2 separate regions of the Mus musculus genome follow, and region 1 is linked to region 2. The links are chromatin loops, found by intact Hi-C in ENCODE. Cell type or tissue: left cerebral cortex. All regions are shown on one strand.

Region 1 (8,000 bases), 71 kb after region 2:
GAGAGACAGAGAGACAGAGATGGAGAGAGACAGAGACTACACTTCTCTGGGGGACCCAGGAATCTTTGGGGCTTTAGTTACCAGACCTGACCCAGGGAGAAGATGAAGTTGCCCAGAGAAGGGAAAATTCCCTGGAGGCTGATTGCCCACCTGCACATCCTAAAAGCATTGTGTGTGACTCTGTAATTCACAGAGAGACTACACGGTGATGTATGGGAGAAGAAAGAGACTATGAGAAACCGTGTGTGGCAATTGTGCGTGTCCCTATCCTCAGTGTCTGCTTGCATTCCAGGAAGAGAAAGAGGTGTATGCAGGTGCACAAAAAGCCCACTTCTTTTCTTGATCCAAGCAAGCACTTCCAACTTTACAAGCGATCTCAGCTGGCATCGCAAGCCCCCTTAGCTTCTAGCAGGCCTTCATGCGGGGCTCCTCTGAGCTCTACCCAAGAACAGCCCTCATAAGGATGCACACAGTGACACACGGTGACACACGCTTCCTCCTCCCTGAACAGCTAACTCCTCGGTCCCTAACAACACCAGCTGCCTCTTCGGGCTCATTCGTGTTGAAAATCCGGGATGGGGTGGGGGCAGGACACCAACCGCTTCACCAATGAAGCCCGCTCCCCGCCGTCCTCCTCGCCCCCTCCCTCCCCGCGCCTTCCTTGCCCCTCCTCCTCTAAGTCACCGCCGTCCAGTTTCCCCGCCCCACCCTCGCCACCCCCGACCCCAAGACTGGTCAGCGGCTCCCTAACCCCGGGCTCGCAGGCTGATGACCCTGGGAGACAGGGGCCTCGAGGGGCCGCAAACTAGCGCGCCGCGGGCTGAGCCCGAGAGGCCAGGCTGGGGGGAGGGAGGCCCGGAGGGAGGGAGTGAAGGAAGGAGGAGGGCTGGCGAGCTGGAGCCGGCAGGCGGCGGGAGCCCGGGCGAGCCTCGTCGGGAGTGCGTCTCCTCGGCAGAGCAGGACGCAGCCAGAGGTAAGTGGACCCCTGCCCGGTCCCCCGCGTGTCTCCACTCCCCCACCCCACCCCACCCCGCGAGCTGCCTCCGCGCCCCTCCTCCCGGCCCTCCTCCCCAGCCACCTGCTGTTTCTGCCCTAGAGAACACCCTAGGTGACTGGAGGGAGGAGCCGCCTGACCTTATCCCATCCAGGCGAAGGGCGAGGGACCCCTGTCGGCCAGAAAGCCCCCAATCTTCCTCCTCCCATTCCCTTTGCTCTCTGTCCTTCACCCCCTTCTCTCTGTCCTTCACGTCTTTCTTCTTCCCTCCCTTTCTGACTCTCCCTCTCTTTCTTTCGGAACCACCAACTGGGTCTGGGGGTGGGATGAGGGTGAGTGGGAAGGGGTCCAAAGGCTGTAAGGGAGGGCAGTGGGGGGCATCCGGACCTATTCCCTACACCTCCTCCTGGCTGTCCATTGCCATGGCAACTAGGATGTACTGGGCTAGGGGGGAAGAGACAAAGATGGGGGTGGACTGGGACCTCTGGGGGAGAGCTAGGGTCTAAGGCTCTTCGCAGGAAATGAACGGTGGCACAGCTGTGCCCCACTTTCCCCGTCTGCCCCAAAACCATCACACCGGTCTTATAGCCTCTAGTCTGTTCAGTGTTTCACTTGGTTTCCTAGTGCCTTCCCCAGCTCTCCCTGAACCGTATCACTAAGACCAGAACCCTCCTGCTCTCTCCCATCAGAGGGAAACTGAGGCTCTGGACCAGGGGAGGAGACCCAAAGTCTCCTAGTGAGGTCAGCCAGCCTATTTAAGGTCTACCCCCCCCCCCATCACTGTTCCCAGGCTCCTCCTCCATCCTCCTCCTTCCCACCCACCTCCCTCCAATATCTCCGCCTCGGGTGGGGGGGGGGCTTCTGGACCTTCCCGTCTATTTCCAGATACTACCAGTTTCCCCCCTCTTTCTCTCCAGCTCAAACTCTCCTCCTTCTCCCTAGTTCCCCCTCTTTCCATTTCTGGATGCTTCTGATGTCAGTGGCTTCCCCGCCTTCAGGTTCCCTAGCTACAACCCCCCAACCCCCACCCCAGTCTCAGTCTCCTTCCTCCCATTTTCCTTAGGTAGCTGAAGGGGTGAAAACCCAGGCTTAGATAAGTAGGCTGAGCACAAAGACCACAAAGTCCAGGAGAATGGCATGCAGGAGAAGGGCTCCTGCTTTAATGTGAGTCCCCAAGGAGGAACACATCACACTGTCTGTCTCCCATTAGCAACTGAAGAGAGACCTAGGGACATGGAGACAGGGCTGGGTAGTTCTGAGCATGGGCTATTATAAGCACAAAACTTGGAATTCCAAAGCAGGGAGAAAAGGCTAAAAGGAATGGAGACCCTTCCATGTAGTCTGCAAGTAGATGAGGTCTTATGCCTGTGGGTAAGGGGGCATCTGACTTAAGGCAAGGGAATGCTCTGAATGACCCCAGCGACCCTCAGCATCAGTCATTTCCATAGTTTCAAGGGAAAGGGGGTACAAGTGAGCCAAGCACAGCACAGGCCTAATGCTTGCTCCTCATCTCATCCTCCCTCACAGCTTGTCCAGGTGACTGAGCTCCACCCCTGTGCACCAAGACACCCACCCCACCCCCCACTGGTCAAGCCTCGCTGGAGAAAGAGACCGGGAAGTCCCAGCATGAGAATCAGAGCTGCCCAGCCAGCTTCATAGATGGGGAAGCAGCCTGCTTGCCTCCCCCATCAATTACAGGGATAACTGAGAAAAAGCCCCACCCAATATGGAGGCTGAGGACTACCGCCTCTATTAATTCCCTGCCTTCTCCCCTGCCCTGCCCACCTGGCCTTAGCTGGGTCACTCATGCAATGCTGAGAAGTAAGCAAGACTTGGGGTCAGCTTGCCTGGCTACCAGGCAAGGACTGTGGGCATCATGGGGGTGTGTGTGAGCGGGGCTCCAGGGTGAGACCTAGCCCCCGCCCCCAGGAATTCAAGGGGGTGGGGGTGGGGCCGAGGATAGAATGGCTCGGGGAGGGTTGGGGGCAGAAGAGGCCTCCCTACGCTCAAACGCATTGTCCTGGCTGGCCTGTGGGCTCCTGGCCCTGCTGGCCAACGCTTGGATCATCCTTAGCATCTCAGCCAAACAGCAGAAACACAAGCCACTGGAGTTACTGCTCTGCTTCCTGGCCGGTACTCATATACTCATGGCGGCTGTGCCCCTTACCACCTTTGCTGTGGTGCAGCTCCGGCGCCAGGCTTCCTCTGACTATGACTGGAACGAGAGCATCTGCAAGGTCTTTGTGTCCACCTACTACACGCTGGCCCTGGCCACCTGCTTCACGGTCGCCTCGCTCTCCTACCATCGCATGTGGATGGTGCGATGGCCCGTTAACTACCGCCTCAGCAACGCCAAGAAGCAGGCGCTGCATGCCGTCATGGGCATCTGGATGGTCAGCTTCATCCTCTCCACGCTGCCCTCCATCGGCTGGCACAACAACGGGGAGCGCTACTATGCCCGAGGCTGCCAGTTCATAGTCTCCAAGATCGGCCTCGGTTTTGGTGTCTGCTTCAGCCTCCTGCTTCTTGGGGGCATTGTCATGGGGTTGGTCTGTGTGGCTATCACATTCTATCAGACACTGTGGGCCCGGCCCCGGAGGGCTCGGCAGGCCCGGAGAGCGGGGGGCAGTGTGGGCACCAAAGCAGGGGGGCTGGGGGGGTTGGGTACCCGGCCAGCTTTTGAGGTGCCAGCCATTGTGGTGGAGGATACTCGAGGGAAGCGGCGGTCCTCGCTGGATGGCTCTGAATCTGCCAAGACATCCTTGCAGGTCACCAACTTGGTCAGCGCCATCGTCTTTCTCTATGACTCACTCACGGGGGTGCCCATTTTGGTGAGATTGAGGTCCTTCAGCCTTTTTTTAATATACAGGGCCTTCCAGTTCTACCAGCCACGCAAAAGCTCCATCTCCAGCCCGGCATCTACCGTCCTCTCGTCTGTCTGTCTCCTGACATTTGGGGTTCCCTGTCTCAGTCCTCACCCGCCACTACTCAATCCCCCAGCTCCTTTGACCATTCCTTGCTTCCACTTCTATTCTTCAGCTCCACAGGCCCTGTCACTCTTCAACCTGTCACACGGCTAGCTGCCCTGAGCCTTTATCTATTCCCTGCTTCTCCCTGGAGATCATTCTCTGAGCACTCCTGAGTGGAAATGAGTAGAAACCCCAGGCTCACCCGACCACACTATCCAGGCCCGACTCCTGGGTTCCTCTGTCTTTGACTTTCTTGGAGTCTCACTCTCCTCCCACCCCCATCTCTCCCACTCCGCTCAAGCGCCCAACGTCAGGGATTTGTTTATAGCACTTCTCCCCTTTCATCATTCAACCCCTTCCAGAGGCTCACCCGCCTCCCTTCCTAATCCCTTGCTTTAAAGGTGGGTATCAGGCTTAGGTGGGGCCTGGACTCTCAAGCCTGACCAGCCATTGCCTATTCCCCGTCAGGTGGTGAGCTTCTTCTCCTTGAAGTCAGACTCAGCTCCGCCATGGATGGTGTTGGCAGTGCTGTGGTGCTCCATGGCACAGACACTGCTCCTGCCCTCCTTCATCTGGTCCTGTGAGCGCTACCGTGCAGATGTGCGCACAGTGTGGGAGCAGTGTGTGGCGATCATGTCCGAGGATGACGGTGATGACGGTCAGAGGAGGGACGGGGCCTTTTCTTTCCTGGATAGCTACCTCTATTTTCTGTCCTTTCTACTGCCCTTCTCCTTGAGGAGACGTGCTGCCCTGGGGTGCCCCCTGCTGGACTAAGCTGGAGCCAACTCCAGGCTCCGTCTAGCCTGATGACTTGTCCATCCAAGCCCTGTTTCCTTTGATGAGCCTTTCACTAGGCATCTGCTCCTCTCTGGAAGCCTACACCGGCCGGCCAGCTTGGTCCATGCCAAACAGGGATTGGGGCTTACAGACTGATGGGAGTCAAAGAGTCCTCCTGGACTTTATGAAGGGCATGGGGCTCTAGAGGGTAGGTCTTCTCTGCCTGTACCCACTGGGCTCCTTCTCGCTCCTAGATGGCACCTGTGACGACTACACAGATGGCCGAGTGTGCAAAATTCGCTTTGATGCTAACGGGGCCACAGGGTCAGGGAGTCGGGACCCCACCCAGGTGAAGCTGCTGCCTGGGCGGCACATGCTCTTCCCACCGCTGGAGAGAGTACACTACTTACAGGTATGGGACAGAAGGACTCACCTCCATTCTGGTCTCCTGCACCACTGCTCTTTGGCTTTGGACTGCAGGGTACCCTAGGGGGTCAGGTAAAGGAGAGACAAGAGGAAGAAAGTTTCCCTCAGATCTCTCAGAACCAGGTTTGCCTACTAGAGTAAACACGTTGGAGAAAAGGAAGAGTATGAAGCCATCTTGCAGAGTCCCCACCTTGGTTCCTGTCACCTTTACCTTTGTCTCTGCAGCATCTCCAGGTCTCACCTGCTCCTCTTCCCAGGTCCCTTTGTCCCGACGATTATCCCACGATGAGACCAACATCTTTTCTACTCCTCGGGCACCAGGCTCCTTCCTGCACAAGTGGTCCTCATCGGATGATATCCGGATCCTCCCAGCCCAGAGCCGAGCCCTCGGAGGCCCTCCAGAATACCTGGGACAGAGACACAGGCTGGAGGATGAGGAGGATGAGGAAGAGGCTGAAGGCGGGGGCTTGGCCAGCCTTCGACAGTTTCTAGAAAGTGGGGTTCTGGGGTCGGGTGGGGGACCCCCACGAGGTCCCGGTTTTTTCCGGGAGGAGATCACCACCTTCATCGATGAGACACCTCTGCCTTCTCCAACTGCGTCACCAGGACCCTCTCCTCGTAGGCCTAGACCACTGGGTTTTTCACCTCGACGGCTCTCCCTTGGGTCTCCGGATAGCCGAGCCGTTGGACTTCCTTTGGGGTTAAGTGCAGGAAGACGCTGTTCCCTGACCGGGAGCGAAGGGAGTTCAAGGGCTTGGGGAAGACCCTGGGGGCCAGGTAACCCCATCTTCCCCCAGTTGACCCTGTGAGGCCGCATAGGCCTGCTTCACTGGAGGGGGGGGGGAGGCACGAGCGAGTGAGTATGCCTCATCCTGGCCCTGAGTCTATGGCAGCTGCCTCCAGGGAGATGGGGGGGGGGGGGCCTACATCCGGGCTCTAGAGCCCCAGCTCTCTCCCATCCAAGTGACCAGATACCCAACGCACCCGTCTTCACCCCTAGCAAAATGTATTAAAAGGCTGAGTTGCCGTGGAAACCTTGATGTTCAGCGTTTGCGGGGAGGGGGGGCAAATGGTCAGTGGCTTGGGCGAGGGAAAGTGGCTAGAGGACAAACCGGATAAAGGGCAGGGGGAAGAGGTATAGAAAGAGACGGCCCAATACGACGCAGACAGACATAGGAGAAATGGGCGTAGGAGCGTAAGATCCTGGGGTGGAGCAAGGGACACTAGAGTGTGTTAGTTTGAATGGGAAGGATCTTTGCTTAAATTAGTAAAAAGTACTCAATTCCCATCTCCCCTAAATGCGTCTGGGCGCTCAGTTTCTGAGTAGAAAAGTTTTGGTGCCAGAATTGGTGTCCCAAACACGGAGTCACCCTCTTCCAGGCAGCGTTTCGAAAATCCATCTTCACATGGTGGGTTGGCAGGAGCGTGGGTAGATGAACGTGTGAGGGGCGTCCACAATCCTTTTCCAGGACTCAAGGATGGACGGAAACGAAGTTACCCCCACGTCACAGGCCAGGAGCCCTATTTCACCCTTCTTTCTCCATTTCCCTTTCTTACCCACACTAGACCCATGTGTCCCTCGGATTTCTCACTCCGTCTCACTTCGGTTTTCCCAGGGGCAGGCCTAAATCCAGCAGGTTTCTTTGGCATCACTCATTCCCTCTCTCTTCCTCTCCCTCCTCTTCTCCATCTCTCCTTCCTTCTCCTCCCCCTACCCCCCCTCCTTCCTCTCCCTCCCTCCCTCCCGTCTCCGCATTTCCCTTCGGCGGTGGGCCCGCGACTCTGGCACCATGCTCCGGCTCCTGCGGTTGTTGCTTTTGCTGCTGCTGCCTCCCCCGGGGTCCCCCGAGCCTCCCGAGCCCCCGGGCCTGGCTCAGTTGTCACCGGGGTCGCCTCCCCAGGCCCCCGACTTGCTCTACGCGGACGGGCTGCGAGCCTACTCGGCCGGGGCTTGGGCGCCCGCAGTGGCGCTGCTGCGAGAGGCGCTGCGGAGCCGGGCGGCGCTGGGCCGCGCGCGCCAGGAGTGCGGGGCGAGCTGCGCGGCCGAGCCGGGCGCCGCGCTCCCCTCCCAGCTCCTCGGAGCCCCACATCCTGTCTCCGGGCCCGGGGTCTGGGAACCGCTGCTCCTGCGCGCCACGCTCCGCCGCGCCGAGTGCCTGACCCAGTGCGCGGTGCGGAGGCTGGGCCCGGGGGGCGCGGCGCGGCTCCGCGTGGGGAGCGCGCTGCGGGATGCCTTCCGCCGGCGGGAGCCTTACAACTACCTGCAGAGGGCCTACTACCAGGTGCGGGGGCCGGCCAGGGTGCTACCCCAAGCCTACTGACTGTCTTACTGGGAGCTGACCAGGAGAGGGCGGGATGCTCGCCGCCCGGACTCGGGGGTGGAGCCTTGGAGGGCGGATAACGGAGTTCTACTCTTGTGTGGGTACCATTGAAACGTGGCCAGGACTTGCGATGGCCGCAGAGGGAGGGTCAAGAGAGAGCGTGGAGAACGTGTCAAATTGGAATGAAGAGGAGTGGGAGTAGACCGAATATGTTGGGAGGGCTCCGCAGTTTTATTTTAGCGGGTCTAGGCTAATGAATGCAACCTTTCAGATACGAAGAGCAGATGGAGAGGTGCCCCAAACCATACACACACACACACACACACACACACACACAGAGAGAGAGAGAGACAGACAGACAGACAGACAGAGACAGACAGAGAGAGACAGAGAGAGAGACAGACAGACAGACAGAGACAGAGAGAGAGAGACAGGCAGAGAGAGTGCATGTGTTCGTTCAGGAGTGGGCGTTTGAGTAGGAGCTTTCTCTTGGGGAAGAATCGAGCTTCGGAA
Region 2 (8,000 bases):
GGATGGGTGGGACACGCAGTGAGGGGTGAAGATGGAAACGTAGGTAAGGGGGGCAGTAGAAGGCTCTCCCTGAGACCCAGGGAGAGGCGGGGCCAGCTTGCCTGTTAATTTAATATTAAATTGGGATAGAGGTTGGAAAGGACAGTCATTTCAAGGATGGTTACTCAGCCGCTCAGCCTGCACCTGGAGGAAGGAAAGATGAGCCTGTCAGAGAAAGGACACAGAAGTCTGGGGTCAGGAGCATCTTCCAGCCACTCAGAAGGAGCAAGTCTCCTGTCCCACGACAGCTTAACTACATTGATCTGCCAGCCAGCCTCCTCTGGTCTGTCACATTCCCACTATTCCCTCTCAGGCACTTACATGAGAAGCTGAGAGCCTGGGGCCTTCACCAGTCATAACGACGGGACTGTCGGGAGGGGGAGTCCTCAGGTCCCTGGATCGCCAGGCGGGGAGGCCCCTCAGCCCTTCGCCCCCCACCCACAGATGCCTCATGCCGTCGAAATTCCAGAGGACGCTGCTGTCTGTATCGGGATGTCTCCCTTCTCCATTCATCATCAAATGCTGCTGCCTCACCTAAAGAGGACAGAGAGCAGCCATGGAAGCCACAGTATTCTGAGATCAGAAACCAGGGCAAAGGTTGAGATCATGCATGGGAGAATGGGGGTTGGGAGCCATCTTAGCTTCAACACAGTTCCTGGATGCCACTGGCAAGCCTGAGGCACAACTACTGGGGTTACACACCATGGGGAGGCACAATTACTGGAGTTATACATCACGAAAGCTAATAAAGCACTCATTTGAGAAAGACAAAGTAAAGGGTGGAAAAGAAAAGCCACCAATCCCGATAGAGGAAACTACAACCATCAGCACCTGACGTCAGTCAAGCTCTGCCCCCTCCCTGGCAACACCTGACTCAGCCCTGAAGCTGGCAACAGAGCCTAAGCACAGGGCTCACCCACAGCTCTGCCTGAGATACCTGTGGGATGGTAGAGAAAGCTATGCTCCAGTCTACAGCAACTAGCTCAGGGACTGCTGCCCAGAAGAAGACAGGCTCACTCACTTTCATCCAGGTTGATGTAGTCCTGCCGCTCTTCCTGGTCCCCTGTGCGGTGGTTTCGGGAGCGCTGGAGGATGTGAGCCCTATCCCGAATGTGATGCCCAATGGACATCTGCTCTAGACCACTGTCTGAGTCCCGGACAGTCCTCCGTGTCTCCCGGATCTGGGACGAGGTGAATAGGCTCATTCACTTCTCCCCACAAAGCCCTGGCTACATCTCCCCGGGACGAACCAGCCACCCACGACCCAGTCCTGAAAACAGATGACCCTGGTTCCTGTGGATGCCGATCCATCCTACCTCCTCTGAGATAGAGGGGTTCCTTACTCACCCCGCCTGGGGCAGAGCGCATCTCCGACGTCTCCTGGTAAACCTTGGGCGCGCCGTCCCCAGTGTTGGAGTAGGAGATAACAGTGGAGGAGGAGAAGGTCTGGCAGTTGCCCCCTGCAGCCATGTGCTCCTGAGGAGGGACTGAATGAGGGCCTACTCTGCAGAAGGGAGCTCCCTTCAGCTGCTGGCTCTTGCTACATCTTCCTCAAAATACGTGAGGATGGGAAACTCGCATCACAACCGCCCCGATTCCTCAGGCCCAACACTAGCATACGTAATCACTCATGGGTCTAAGAACAAACACAGGACCCCTGGTGCTCTGACTCAACTTAGTCACTAGCTCACCCCACACCCCCAACCATGTTGGCTGCTACGGAGATCAAGGCAGGGGAAGACTATGGGGCAAGTCATACCATGTTCCCGATCATGTCGTTCATCATCCCAAACATGTCCATGAAACCGCCGGACTGGGGAAAGATGAGAGTCCAGAAGACTAGTCAGCGGTTTGGGGCCAGCCACTCACCTGAGGACAGACCCCTTTTCCTTCTTACATCTAGCCTGACCACTCAAGTTCCTCCCCATGAACTGCTGGCTACCTTCTCCGGCTCTGTGACCGCCCTAATGCTTCTCCTGCCTGCCGTCCCAATCTTTTTTTTTTTTTTTTAAATTTGGTTTTTTTTGAGACAGGGTTTCTCTGTGTAGCCCTGGCTGTCCAGGAACTCACTCTGTAGACCAGGCTGGCCTCGGAACTCAGAAATCCGCCTGCCTCTGCCTCCAGAGTGCTGGGATTAAAGGCGTTCGCCACCACACCCAGCTCATCCCGATCTTTAAGGAAGTGACCCAAAGGCAATGAATTAAAACCTCTGATCACGCTAAATGTTGATTGACAGGGCTTGCCTTTAACCCAGCACTGAGAGGCAGAGGTAAACAGAGCTGAGTTTGAGGGCAGCCTGGTTTACAGAGTGAGTTCCAGGACAGCCAGGACTGTTATAGAGAAACTTGGTCTCAAAAAAAAAAAAAAAAAAAAAAACAAAAAAAAAAAAAAACAAAAAAAAACCAAAAAACCCCTCTGAATATTTAGAGCTGTAAAAGAACCCCAAACTTTCCCTCCTCAAAAGAACCGCTGTACATTTTTACTTTCCCCAGTGATTAAGAACTTCTGAGTGTCAGTAGCATTTGAGTGTTCTAGTTATTATCTTTCTGTGTATGAGTGTTTTGTCTGCATGTACGTCTGCTCTCTACATTCATGCAATGACGGTGGAGAACAGAAGATGGCATCAGATGCCCTAAGACTACAAATACAGACAGTTGTGAGCTGCCATGTGGGTGCTGGGAATCAAACCCTGGTTGTCTGGAAGAACAGCCAGGTGCTCTTAACTCGGGAGCCATTTCTGCAGCCCTAGCTCCTTAACTTATAGTCAATGGGCTCTGAACCATGTCAACTATCCAAAGAGAAGATTTTTAAGACCACCAGAGTGGTGCATTTGGAAATAACATTTAAGGGGTGTGTGTGTGTGTGTGTGTGTGTGTGTGTGTGTGTGTGTGCGCGCGCGCACGTGAGTGTATGCACTTGTGCAAGAGATACAGGAAGAGAAGACAGGGACTCACCATTCCCAACATCCCGAAGGGAGAGACAGCCCCAGCCTACAAGACGAGAAACTGAAGTTAGAACTACACCCTACCAACTGTATGTACCAAAGGAGGTCAGTGCCTCCGTTCCCCCCTTCCTTCTTTCCACAGGAGTCACACAGCCCCTTTCCCAGACTCCTGACCCCACTCGTCTGCCTCCCACGCAGGTCATGTCCCTTTAAAGCTGGTTGTAGGGCAAGAACTGCAGCATACTTAACTAATCACCCCAGGTCTCGATATGTTCCAACTGTTACCTGCATCCTGCGGCTGGCAGGCCTGGTTGCTGGCATGTTACCATCTGTGATGCTCAGGAAGGGGCTATATCCAAAGCCGCCTGACAACATGCGGCTCATGTGCTGACGGTGAATTGCGAAGGGGTCCCTGCGGAGTGAGCATACACTATAGAAGGCAGATTAACCCCCAGCCTTCTTCACCTCCCCGAAATGAAGTCAGGGTACACAGTGGCACGGATGCCGGCTTCCCTCTGAGAGCGGCAGCTGAGTATCCAGCTAATTCTAACTGGTTCCAGCCAAGGGAACCAACTCAAAGGTCTGCCTGAACTGCTCAGACCTGAATCCGAATGGGCTGAGGGCGCGAGGGGGAGGGAATTCTCACATCAGGAACATGGGATCCTCAGGCTCCACGTCCCTCATGAAGCGGAACATCGTGATCTCAGCTCCAGGGGGCTCCACACTGTGAAGATACGGAGGCTGTGTTTCCTGCAGGCGGCCAGGCTTATGCACACCAGCTCAGTGTTGCTACTCTTAAGGCTGCCTCTTGCATACACTATCACTGACCCCTCCAAACTCCAGGGAAGATCCTTCGCCAGGTGAGCCATATAACCTATGAGACCTGAGAGCCAGCAGCTCTCCAAGCCGGTCATGGAATTTTTCCCAAGCCTCTTAGTGGTGCCCCTCCACCCCCGCCCGCCATCCTCTCTTCCCCGAGCCACGGTCAGCTCCTCCTCCGACGCCAGACTCGATGAGAATCTCGAACGGCGGCCCGCCACCCCATTAATGACCCCCAACTACTCCGCCTTCTGCTGGCACTGGGCGCTACCAGGCCTCCCCGGGCAGGCCTCACTGCCCACCGATCCGGGCCGCCACTGCCCCAGCCCGTGCCTCCCGCCGGGCGAGCCGGAGAGGAAGGTCCACTCCCGGGATCGCATCCCTGCAGCCGTGCGGGCCGCGGCGCCCTGGCCTCACCGGTCCCCGACTCCGGCTCAGCGGCCCATCCGGCCGGCCTCTCCTCGGGGCGCTGCAGGAGCAGGGTCGCGGCCCGGGACGCAAGGATTGGTCCGCGCGGCAGCTTCTCGCCTCCCGCACCGCCTCCTGCCTTCGCCTGCCACCTCCGTACCCCCGCCCTCGGCCCGAGAAGCCGATCTTCGGTCAGGCCCGAACGGAAGTGACGTCACGACGGACGGCCCCGGGGGCGGGCTGCGGGAGCTCCGCCCACCTGCTTGGGAGGGAGGGCGGCGCGCGCGCCGTGGAGCCCCGGAGGGCGGGTCCTCTGGGGCGGGTGGGAGGTGTCATTAAGCTGGCTCGGGGATCTGGGGACAGGAAGAGGCTCCTGCAAAGGTGGGGGGGGGCGGAGCGGAATCGGGAGGGACCGGCTGAGCGCAACGTGGGGGCAGGGTGTGCCGCACCTTTTTTGCGGGGGGGGGGGGGGAGAGGCGGGCTGTCTGGGGGCGATCGGTGGGGCGGATCCCTGCGGGGACCTTTAAACACACTGCAGGAGGGGCGCTTAACCAGGGGAGCGCGTGGGCCTGTCCCTCTGGAGAGACGCTCGGGCGGGCGGTGTCCTCCGAGTGACGCAGAGAAGGAGGTGACAATTTAGCTCAGGTCTAGTTAAGCCTTGGAAAAGGCCAACCAGGGAAGGGAATCCAGGTTGGGAGTTTGGCCGCCAGAGGGCGATCCTGGGCCGGGCTGGATCCTTAGCTCCTTAGGACTCGGTGTTGGCTTAGGCTTCTGGACCACTCCAGGACCTGTCTGTGAAGGGTTGGCCTGGGCAAAGGCGTTAGTTCTGAAGTCTGTTTGCTTTTTGTTGTCGTTTTTTGGTTTTGGTTTTAGTGCTCAGGACCCAACTCAGGACCTTGGGCATACCAAGCACATGCCCTACCACTAAGCTATAGTCCAGTTCCTTTAGGTCGTAGGTCTTTAAAACTTTCTTTGTTCTGAGCAGGTAGATAGGTCAAGGGACTAAAGTTTAGAAGAATAAAGGGGTGGAGAGCTAAATTAAGCAGAATCACCCAGGGGTGGAGCTAAAAAGTAAGCCCAAGAGGGCTGACTCCAAAGCCAGAGACTGGTATTTTGACATACTAATTGTCTTGCACAAAATCTGGCTGAGCTGGAGAGAAGAGCCCTCCCCTTTGGGTCAGAGGATTTGAACTGTATTGGGTAGACTTTGACCCACAGAGATCCAAACTCAAAACTGTCCCAAGTTCTTTACTCTGGCTGTCAGCCACATTGGTACCGTGTGGAACCTGATCTGAAGAGAAAGGTTTATTCTAACCAACTCCCTGAGGGAAAAGGGTCAGTGGTTACTCAGGAAAAGATTGGGAGCAGAGACTCTCAGCTTCTTTCGATTTGATCATTGCTAGTGGGAAAAAAATAGTGCTAAGAGAAGAAACAGTGATATAGTTAACGTAAGCTGACAGATTGGCAAAGTGAAGCCAAAAAAAAAAAAAAAAAGGAGAAAATGTGTTTTTCATTGATATTTGATATATAAGACCTTCTTTAAATGCCTCTTGGTATCCCACCCGACAATTGTCCTTTCTTCTTGCTCTAAAGAAAAGCACTTTGACATTCCATCCAGAGTACCTCAGAGCTGCAGAGCCAGCTCAGTGGCTAAACATGCCTGCTGGTTGGTGGGGCACTGGGAGGGAGGCAGAAAAAGGATGATCTCTGTGAGTTAGAAGCTGACTTGGGCTACATAGCTTATCTAGAAGAAAAACAAAAGCATAAAATTAAAAACAAACAAACAAAAAACCCAAAAGCATAAAATTTAAAAAATAAATAAATAAAGCTTGCTGCTATTCCAGAGCAACCCAGGATGGCTGCAGAGTTGCAGCTCCAGCAGCTCTAACATGCACTGCAGAAATCAAGGGTGTGTACACACCTGGCATACTGGCACACATCTACACGGAAAATAAATCTGAAAAAGGAGCTTGCTACCTTGCAGAGGACCTTGTTCCAGGACCCACTTTGTGACTCTCAATCATCAATCGGTAAAACCCCAGTTCCAGGCTATCCAATGCCCTCTTTGGGCCTCTAGAGGGATTGTGTACACATTGTACACACCTATAGGCAAAAATACATAGAAAATAAAAATAAATCTGGTTATATAAAAGGGTTACTTTGGCCAGTGGTGACCTTTAATCCCAGCATTCAGGAGGCAGAGGCAGGTGGATCTCGGTGTTTGAGGTCAGCCTGGTATGGGAGGGGAGCAAGGGGGAGGAGAAGAGCAATCAAGCTCCGGAGAGCTGGGACAGCCAAGGCTACATCCTTCTCTAGTCTATAATATAGTCCACCTTCCCCCTAGGCCATTGTAAATACTTGTGTATGGGTGTAACTCAGCTATCTATAGTTCTAAGTATCTACTCTGGTTCCTCCTTGGATCACAAACTTACTTCTTCCTAGATAATGGTAAATTCCTGTGTAAGGCAGTGACTTAGCTATCCATGCCCAAGGTCGGATCAATAACTGCCTAGAATCTAACTTAGCTATATGTCAAAATATCAATCCTTAGGAGCACTTGTAATAAAGGAATATTAAGGGAAAGCACACAGATCTGTTCACCAACTAAAGCAAGGACATTGGAGCATTCGTTATACAGGATGCCAAGGTTCCAGGAGACTAAGTTTCCATGAACTTTTCGCCTCGGGACAGCACCCAGGTTTTTGGGGCCTGTCGCGCTTGTCACTACTGGAGTGGATGTAGCAGGCTGGGGAGATGGCTCAGCAGTTAAGAGCACTGACTGCTCTTCCAGAGGTCCTGAGTTCTAATCCCAGCAACCACATGGTGGCTCACAACCATCTGTAATGGGATCTAATGCACTCTTCTGGTGTGTCTGAAGACAGTTACAGTGTATTTGTATAAACAGAAACAAATAATATTTAAAAAAGAAAAGAAAACTCGTCTTGAAAAAACAAACAAAACAAAAGAATGTTACTTCAATGAGCATTCTGCCACCTACACTTAAAGATATCCTACACAAATGTTCTTTTTTCTTGTCTCTTTTGAAAGCAAGTCTCCCACACTCTCACTATGTAGCTCTGGGACTAAAGGTATATGCTCCCTACCTGGCCATCAAAGCAAGTTCTACATTGCTTGGCCACTCAACAGCTGTTTAATGAGCACGTGCTCTGTGCTGGGTCTAGTGTATTAAACAGACAGACAAGGCTAAGACAGCCCCTGCCACCTTGAGGTGTGGTCTTTTAGTCTCCTTGCCTGTGTGTTGCGTTTGTTTTGACATAGGTTTTTGCTATATAGCCCAGGCTGGACCACTTGAACTAATGGTAACTCTGCCTTAGCTTCCTGGCTACAAGGATTCTAGTTGGGTGCCGCCGTGGCAAGCTATATCTCCAGGTTTCTTTTTCTGTCTGTTATTTGCTGTCCTGTCTCCTTTCTTTAAGTCCTTTCTCTTCCTTCTCTCAGACTGTAAGGATGTTGCCATGTTGTTAGATATAAATCTGTAATCCCAGAGATACATAGCAAGTCTCTATGTGAGATGATGTCAGAAAAGATAGCAAACAGAAAACCTTAAGAATCTCATACCATTCCATTTTATCTTTGCATGCCTCTGTGTGTGTGTGTGTGTGTGTGTATGTGTGTGTGTGTGTGTGTGTGTGTATGTGTGTGTATTGTGTGTGTGTGTGTATGTGTGTGTGTATGTGTGTGTGTATGTGTGTGTGTGTATTGTGTGTGTGTGTGTGTGTGTGTGTATGTGTGTGTGTGTGTAACCAGGACCTTGCATATGGTAGATAAG

Evidence for each region. Peaks named below come from ENCODE experiments on the same cell type or tissue, not always from the same donor. Only the 100,000 strongest peaks of a DNase experiment are listed, where the experiment ranks them.
Region 1: a loop joins it to region 2, with 5 times the contacts of the local background. A loop is called at or near these places in 16 of 42 quality-filtered maps.

Annotation. Positions count from the first base shown.
Region 1 is chr6:124,856,644-124,864,643 of GRCm38, reverse strand. It overlaps P3h3 (prolyl 3-hydroxylase 3), which reads left to right and starts at 6,927. Exons shown (of 15, transcript NM_013534.5): 1 at 6,927-7,448. The coding sequence starts at 6,957. It overlaps Gpr162 (G protein-coupled receptor 162), which reads left to right and starts at 661. Exons shown (of 5, transcript NM_013533.4): 1 at 661-973; 2 at 2,522-3,825; 3 at 4,432-4,621; 4 at 4,995-5,152; 5 at 5,424-6,200. The coding sequence starts at 2,959. The coding sequence ends at 5,975. Gm32404 (a long non-coding RNA gene) reads right to left here and starts at 6,837. Exons shown (of 3, transcript XR_378023.2): 1 at 6,724-6,837; 2 at 5,408-6,637; 3 at 3,874-5,226. In left cerebral cortex, CTCF peaks have their summits at 914, 4,726 (motif pointing left) and 7,499 (motif pointing right); DNase peaks (open chromatin) are centred at 4,704, 4,990, 6,895, 7,516 and 9 more places; H3K4me3 peaks cover 5,519 bases; H3K27ac peaks cover 6,511 bases.
Region 2 is chr6:124,927,806-124,935,805 of GRCm38, reverse strand. It overlaps Mlf2 (myeloid leukemia factor 2), which reads right to left and starts at 4,418. Exons shown (of 9, transcript NM_001170341.1): 1 at 4,220-4,418; 2 at 3,630-3,707; 3 at 3,269-3,395; 4 at 2,994-3,029; 5 at 1,799-1,852; 6 at 1,387-1,515; 7 at 1,061-1,220; 8 at 361-573; 9 at 1-183. The coding sequence starts at 3,679. The coding sequence ends at 386. In left cerebral cortex, CTCF peaks have their summits at 3,710, 4,914 (motif pointing right) and 6,275; DNase peaks (open chromatin) are centred at 3,255, 3,712, 4,470, 4,870 and 2 more places; H3K4me3 peaks cover 2,370 bases; H3K27ac peaks cover 2,753 bases.